2 separate regions of the Mus musculus genome follow, and region 2 is linked to region 1. Evidence: chromatin loops called from intact Hi-C (ENCODE). Cell type or tissue: heart. All regions are shown on one strand. Each heading gives the region's core, and the rest is flanking DNA. Links, peaks and the distances in the headings are about the cores only.

What was found. Peaks named below come from ENCODE experiments on the same cell type or tissue, not always from the same donor. Only the 100,000 strongest peaks of a DNase experiment are listed, where the experiment ranks them.
Region 2: it touches region 1 in a loop (2.6-fold over the local background); 1 of 42 quality-filtered maps calls a loop at or near these places.

Annotation. Positions count from the first base shown.
Region 1 is chr11:61,090,454-61,093,366 of GRCm38, forward strand. No RefSeq gene overlaps it. Among named protein-coding and RNA genes, the nearest start is that of Tnfrsf13b, 35 kb to the right of the region's middle. In heart, for the core only: a CTCF peak has its summit at 1,383 (motif pointing left); no DNase peak of the experiment used is centred there.
Region 2 is chr11:61,024,353-61,027,265 of GRCm38, forward strand. All of the region lies in intron 1 of Kcnj12 (potassium inwardly-rectifying channel, subfamily J, member 12), which reads left to right. Among named protein-coding and RNA genes, the nearest start is that of Kcnj12, 3.2 kb to the left of the region's middle. In heart, for the core only: no CTCF peak of the experiment used is centred there; a DNase peak (open chromatin) is centred at 1,449; H3K27ac peaks cover 1,900 bases; H3K27me3 peaks cover 626 bases.

The DNA of each region.
Region 1 (2,913 bases), core at 285-2,784:
CACACTTCTCTCCAGAACCCAGCTGAGATGACAGCTCATTTATTCTTGTTATCAAAGTCACCATCAGCAAGAGTCAGATGCAAATCACCACAAGCTTAGAGGTGGTTTGATCTCTTTGTGTACATGAGACAGACGGCTGTCGGTCTCATGTACAGTATTTTGGAGCAACGAAGCATGTGTCATCCTATCACTTCTCCTGATATTGTTCCATTTGTCATTTTCTTTTCCTCCTGGAGACTCTTATGACATGGGAGAAAACTGTGGTTTCTTGCATGACTAGGTCTATATACCAGTGGACCTGGCTGGGCCTGAAGCAGCAGAGCAGTTAGCTCTGGGGCCCGACATCCCAGCACCCATCTCTGCTTCTGCTTCTTTTACTAACAAGGAAGGGCAGAAGTGAGACTCCCAGTTTCAACTTCCTGCATCAAGAAGGGGCACTTCAGGGTGTCCTGGGGATGGATACAGACTCTGGCTTAAGTGGAGGTGCTGCTCCAGGCTCCCCTGCTGTGGCTGCAGCTCTTTGGCAGCTTCAGTTTCTTTTGTACTTGGTGCCCTTGGCGGTGTTTGGGTGTGCTGGGAACGTGGTCCCCAGTGCAACAGCACTGAGTTTTCATTCACCGACTTCGCATACTGTGTGAGTGCCAACTGGGTGTGTCTTAGGACTTGGGGGAAACTGCAGCATGGCAGACAACCCCCTGAATGCTCTTTTGTGACAGGCTGACAAGTGCTCTCCATGACTCAGTGACACCGTTTGTAATACAAAACAAAACTGCATCAGCTTAATATAAAATCTAGAATGTGAGTCTCACAGATGCTAGCACTGTGTCCCAGCATGCCTACTTCACTGCAGGGCACCAATCACAGCTGCTAGCATTCTGTCCCAGCATGCCCCACTGCACACTGCAGGGCACCAATCACAGCTGCTAGCATTCTGTCCCAGCATGCCCCACTGCAGGGTACCAATCACAGATGCTAGCATTCTATCCCAGTATGCCCTACTGCAGGGCACCAACACACTTAGAGTTAGATGGGGCTTGGAGGGGGCGGTCGGGAGGGGAGGTACAGCAAGACAAAGGGAGATACTTTATATTTTGTACAGTTAATAAATTGGACAGACTATCTGTCTTATTTTCAAGTTGGTAAATGTAAGATTGCCAGAATTTAATTTACTGTAAGATTGCCAGAAGTGTAAGATTGGCTGTGTTCTGGTGAGGTGAATACAATCAGTTCTACTGATAAGTGAGGGATTTTAGTATTCTATAAAAAATTGTATTGAAGTTTGGTATTTAATTTAGATTAGCATTTCCTTTTGCAGTTAAAATACAGTTCAGACCCTTGCATTCTGGCTGTGGGAAATCAGCACTGCTTTGTGTATCTCGCCACCTGCTGGCCGCATTCATTCCCTTCAGAGACCTGATTTGGAAGAGGGATTAGAAAATCACTTTAAATCCTCTTTTTTTTTTTTCCCCCCCTCCAGAGATTTTATTCATAAGTAAGTTATTTCATGTGATTAACTCTCTTTCTCTCCCTGGGGGGAGGGGAGAGCTATAGAAGGCTGCAGGAACAGAGTGTAAAATGTGCATTAGTAATCTGCCAGGCCAGGCCAGGCTGGGAGGGAGAGGCAGACGGAAGGCTGGCTGCTGGGTCCTGCCGTGTGGGTTCAGCAGTGTAGCTCCCAATCTCAGATCCATTCGTGAAGTTCCTACACGGTGCCATAGCCCACATCTAGCTGGGACACCGGAGCTGGGAAGGAGTTTCCAGACCAGCTCTGAGAAACATGCTTGAGTTGGAAGAGGAGAATGGTCTGAAGTTGCATCCATTCCACTGTATTTAAAGGAATGAGTAGGTTAGAGATTTTATATTTTAAAAATGTCTCATTTTTCCCAAAGAACAAGATAGGAGGGTGAGTTGAACCCAAGAGTTTGAGACCAACCTGGGCAACATTGTGAGACCTTATTCTTGTTTGTTTGGTTAATTTGGTTTGGTTTGAGAAAGGGTCTCTGGCTGGCCTAAAACTGCCCTATAGAGCAGGCTGGCCTCAAACTCATAGATCTGCTTGTCTTTACCTCTTGAGTGCTGGCATTAAAGGTGTGCACCACCATATTCAGCATAAAAAACAAAACAATAACAACAAACCTTTTTTAAAAGAATCTTTTAACTAAAATATAGCCAGGGTTCAAATCACATTACATGTCTCCTAGTGGCACCTAATCTAGAATGCTCAGGGTTTAGACTCCAGGAGAGATTGATTGCCTGAAATACAGAAGAGAAAGGAAATGATTTTTGGCAGAACCGACAGATGCTAAAATCATGCAATGTTAAAACAGAAGTGTGAGGCTGAACTTTGGCTCAGCGTTTAGAGCACGTGTCACTCTTGACGAGGACGAGGCTTTAACACTCAGCACTCACGTGGCAGCCCACAGCCACCTGATACTCCAGTTCCAGGACATTCAACGCCCTCTTCTGACCTCTGAGTACCAGGCACAAGTGTGGTGCATAGACATGCATGCAGGCAAAACATTCAGACTCATGAAATAAAATAAATCTAAGGTAATTTAAGAAGCTGTAATGCTAAATGATGACACAGAATTATAATGCTAATTAAGGAAGCCATCGGTGTGTGCATATGAACACCAAAAATTAAAATCTCACAGATTTAGTTGTATCATCTTTGGTTACTTCATTAATACTAAGCTATGAAATAATTATTAAAATATATAAGTTTTATCTTGCTAGGGTAAAAGTTAGAAATTTTAAGCAAAAATTTAAATTCCAATAGAAGAATATTATATTATTACTAACATGCTAGCATGTGATAAACTATTTTATCTAAAAGACATATTTGATGGGGCTGGAAAGATGGATCAGTACTAGCTGCTCTTGCAGAGGACCCAGGCTCTGTCCCCAGCACCC
Region 2 (2,913 bases), core at 124-2,623, 66 kb before region 1:
ATAAATGCATGGCTGTGGGCATATGGCCCACCAGACCAGCCTCAGCATTGTGGGAACGGGGATGGGGGGTGGGGGAGGCTCAGACATCCTTAGGGACAAGGTAGGTAGAGCTGGTGCTGCTGGACCATCTTCTCCATTGAGATACTGCTATATGCGGACAGAAAGTGCCTTGTAAATACAGTGTTCACACAGGACTGACATTTGTGTACTTCAAGCCCTAATTGTTCCCATCTGTCTTGGGTTGGGTGGGCACAATGGCGTGATGGATTTGTCCTCTATCACTGAGCTCTCTAGGCAAGGTCCCCTGTAGATGTGTGTCTAGTGGAGGGAGGTTTAGGAGGCTGTGCTGTGTTGGGAGAGGTATCCGCGGCAGGTGCTTCCAGAGCCATGCAACATGTTAGGTCAAAACAGAAGGTTTGCCTCATTTTCCCCGAATCAGAAGGCTTTTTATGCAGACTCCTGTGTTTCTCTCTGCTCTGCCCTAGGCAGGACTGGGCAGTACTGAGTGGCTCTCTAGCAGTGAACTAACATGGCAGCAATAACAGTAACAACACTGGCCACAGTGGCACCTCTAGGCTCTGCGACACTGGGGCTAGTACAGCCGGCAGACAGTTTCCTCTGGCTCAGCCAGGCCTCCGGTGCCTGGAGCCATAGTTGGTATGACCAGTCATGGCACCCAAAGGCTTTGGCACAAAGCTATTGTGGAAGTGACTGCGTCATCAGTCTCAGCCATCTCTGTGGTCCTTGCCAGCCCCCGGGCAGGGTCTGCTAGTATACTGTGAGCTTTGCTCAATAGTCGGTCTCAATTCCCTGATCCTAACTCCTGCTCTGGGCAAGACCCTTCCTGCAACAGATGCAGCTGGGCCTGGTGGCTGGGCTGTGTCCAGGGCTGTGCTGTGAGTGAAACATGGGCACAGTTACCCCTCCCTGTGGACTGTCATTGGAGTCCTGCCAGGGACTGACACTGACGAGAGGCAGACAAGGGGGCAGCTCATGGGCAGCAGGAGGGGGAAGCTAAGCCTACGTCTCCGGAGGGTTGCTGGGGAGCAGAGGGTAAGGGGGCAGACAGCAGGGAAAAACGGTAGATAAAGCAAGAACGAAGAGAGCTGTCTGGGACTGGGTTCAGGCATGGCTGCTGATGCTTCAGAGGAGCTGTGGTGACAAAGGGGCTTTTCCAGAGGTACTGGCCCCAGGAAGGAGTTGAGGGCCCAGAGCTGGGCCAGCTAATTTAATTTGTTAATGGCCTGCCAGTGCAGAGGCTCGTATTCTCTCCACTATATGGATGGGAACAGAGGCCAGGAGGTGTTGGAGCTTCTGTGGTAGCCTGTGTGCTTCTGACCCAGAGCCTAGGGCCCTCCCAGGGACAGGCTGCACCTTTCCGTTGCTCACAGACACATTTACTGAGGGCAGTTATCTACCCTCGGGGAAGTTTCCACTAAGCCCTAGGGCCTGCCTGCCTCCCTATCTCCCAGGAAGTTACTTCTTTGGGACCTGATGAAGCCTGGCATGAGGTTAGTGTTCCATAAATGTTCCCTGCGGCTTCAGTGGCAGCCGTCTTGTGATGTGGCCAGAGCTGTAGTGGGTGTGAGCTCTGGAGTGTCCCGCATACAGAAACAGTAAGGAACCGTAAGTCAGTTTCACTGTGTAGGGAAGATTTGGTTTGAGTTGCAAATGGGGGTGTTTGAGAGGTTGGTGGGGCAAGAAACACATAGGTGCTCCTTCAGTTGCTGGGACTGAAGCCTGGAAGCCCTGGGACACCCAGGATGGAGAAGGGGAAGAGAGCCTTTAAACACGCCTATAAGGGGTATTGTAGGCTTGGCAAGACTGGGAGTCTCCAGAGGGGACCCCATGATGGAGAAGTCCATGTGGACTTCTGGTGCCCAAGCCTTGGAGATCACAGTGTAGCCCAGTCACCCTTTAGCTGCAAGGTAAACTGGCTAGGGAGAGGTGGCCTTCCGTGGAGGTGGCCTCAAATGCTGGCCTCCTACTCTGAGCTGTTCCCTGTGCCCATTCTCACCCACAGAGATGTCCTAAAGCTCTCGTGTTCCTCCTTGACTGCTGAGGTGACAACAACAGAGGCAGTGTGAGTCTGTGGGGACCTCAGAGATCCTGGCCCCGCACCCTCGTTAGCCTTCAGGCCTATAGTACCAAATACGGCTTCGTGGGCCTGGCCAGCAGGCATGGGGATGGGTGCCTTTCTCAGCTGCCCCAGGAGCAGCTTTGCTCTTGCTGGGTATCAGCTGTTTCTTGAGGGTGGGTGTGGCCTTGTGGGTCTGGCTTGGAAGCCCCCTAATGTCCCCTACAAGCTTTGGGCAGCTGAAGGGTCCCCTCTATTCCTTACCTGTGGCCCCATTTCTTGGAAGAACTCGGACTTGGAGATGGTTAGAGGATAAACAGTAAAAGGTATGGAGTGGCAGACCATTGTGGCTCAGATACCTACTGTGTGCTTGACTGGCTCTGGGTGGCAGCATTTCAGTGGTTCCGATCTGGCCTCTCTCACTGTGTGCACTTGCTTCTGCTTCTTTTCTGGCCCTCTTTGCCATGATTTCAACATGGCAGGCCTGGGCTCCATCAGGGCCTATGCCTGCGCCATTCCCTCATCTGGACCACTCCTTCCCAGGTCTGCACATGACCCTTTCCTTTCCACACTCACATGCTGCCCAATGCCACTTCTTTCCTGTAGCCCGTCCCCACAATTCCTCATGGCAGCAAAGCTATGCCCCTTCCCCTCTGTACCACTGTTTTCTCACCATAGAACCCAGTGCCATCTGCCCCTAGTGTTTTCATTTTCTATTTTCTTCATTGTCTTGGGCTATAAGCCCACAGCTGTGCCCATCGGGCCAATGGCAATAGGCAGCGGACAGCAGGTGCTCAGTACATACAGTGGGTGGGTGTGCAGTCTCAGCTGTCTGC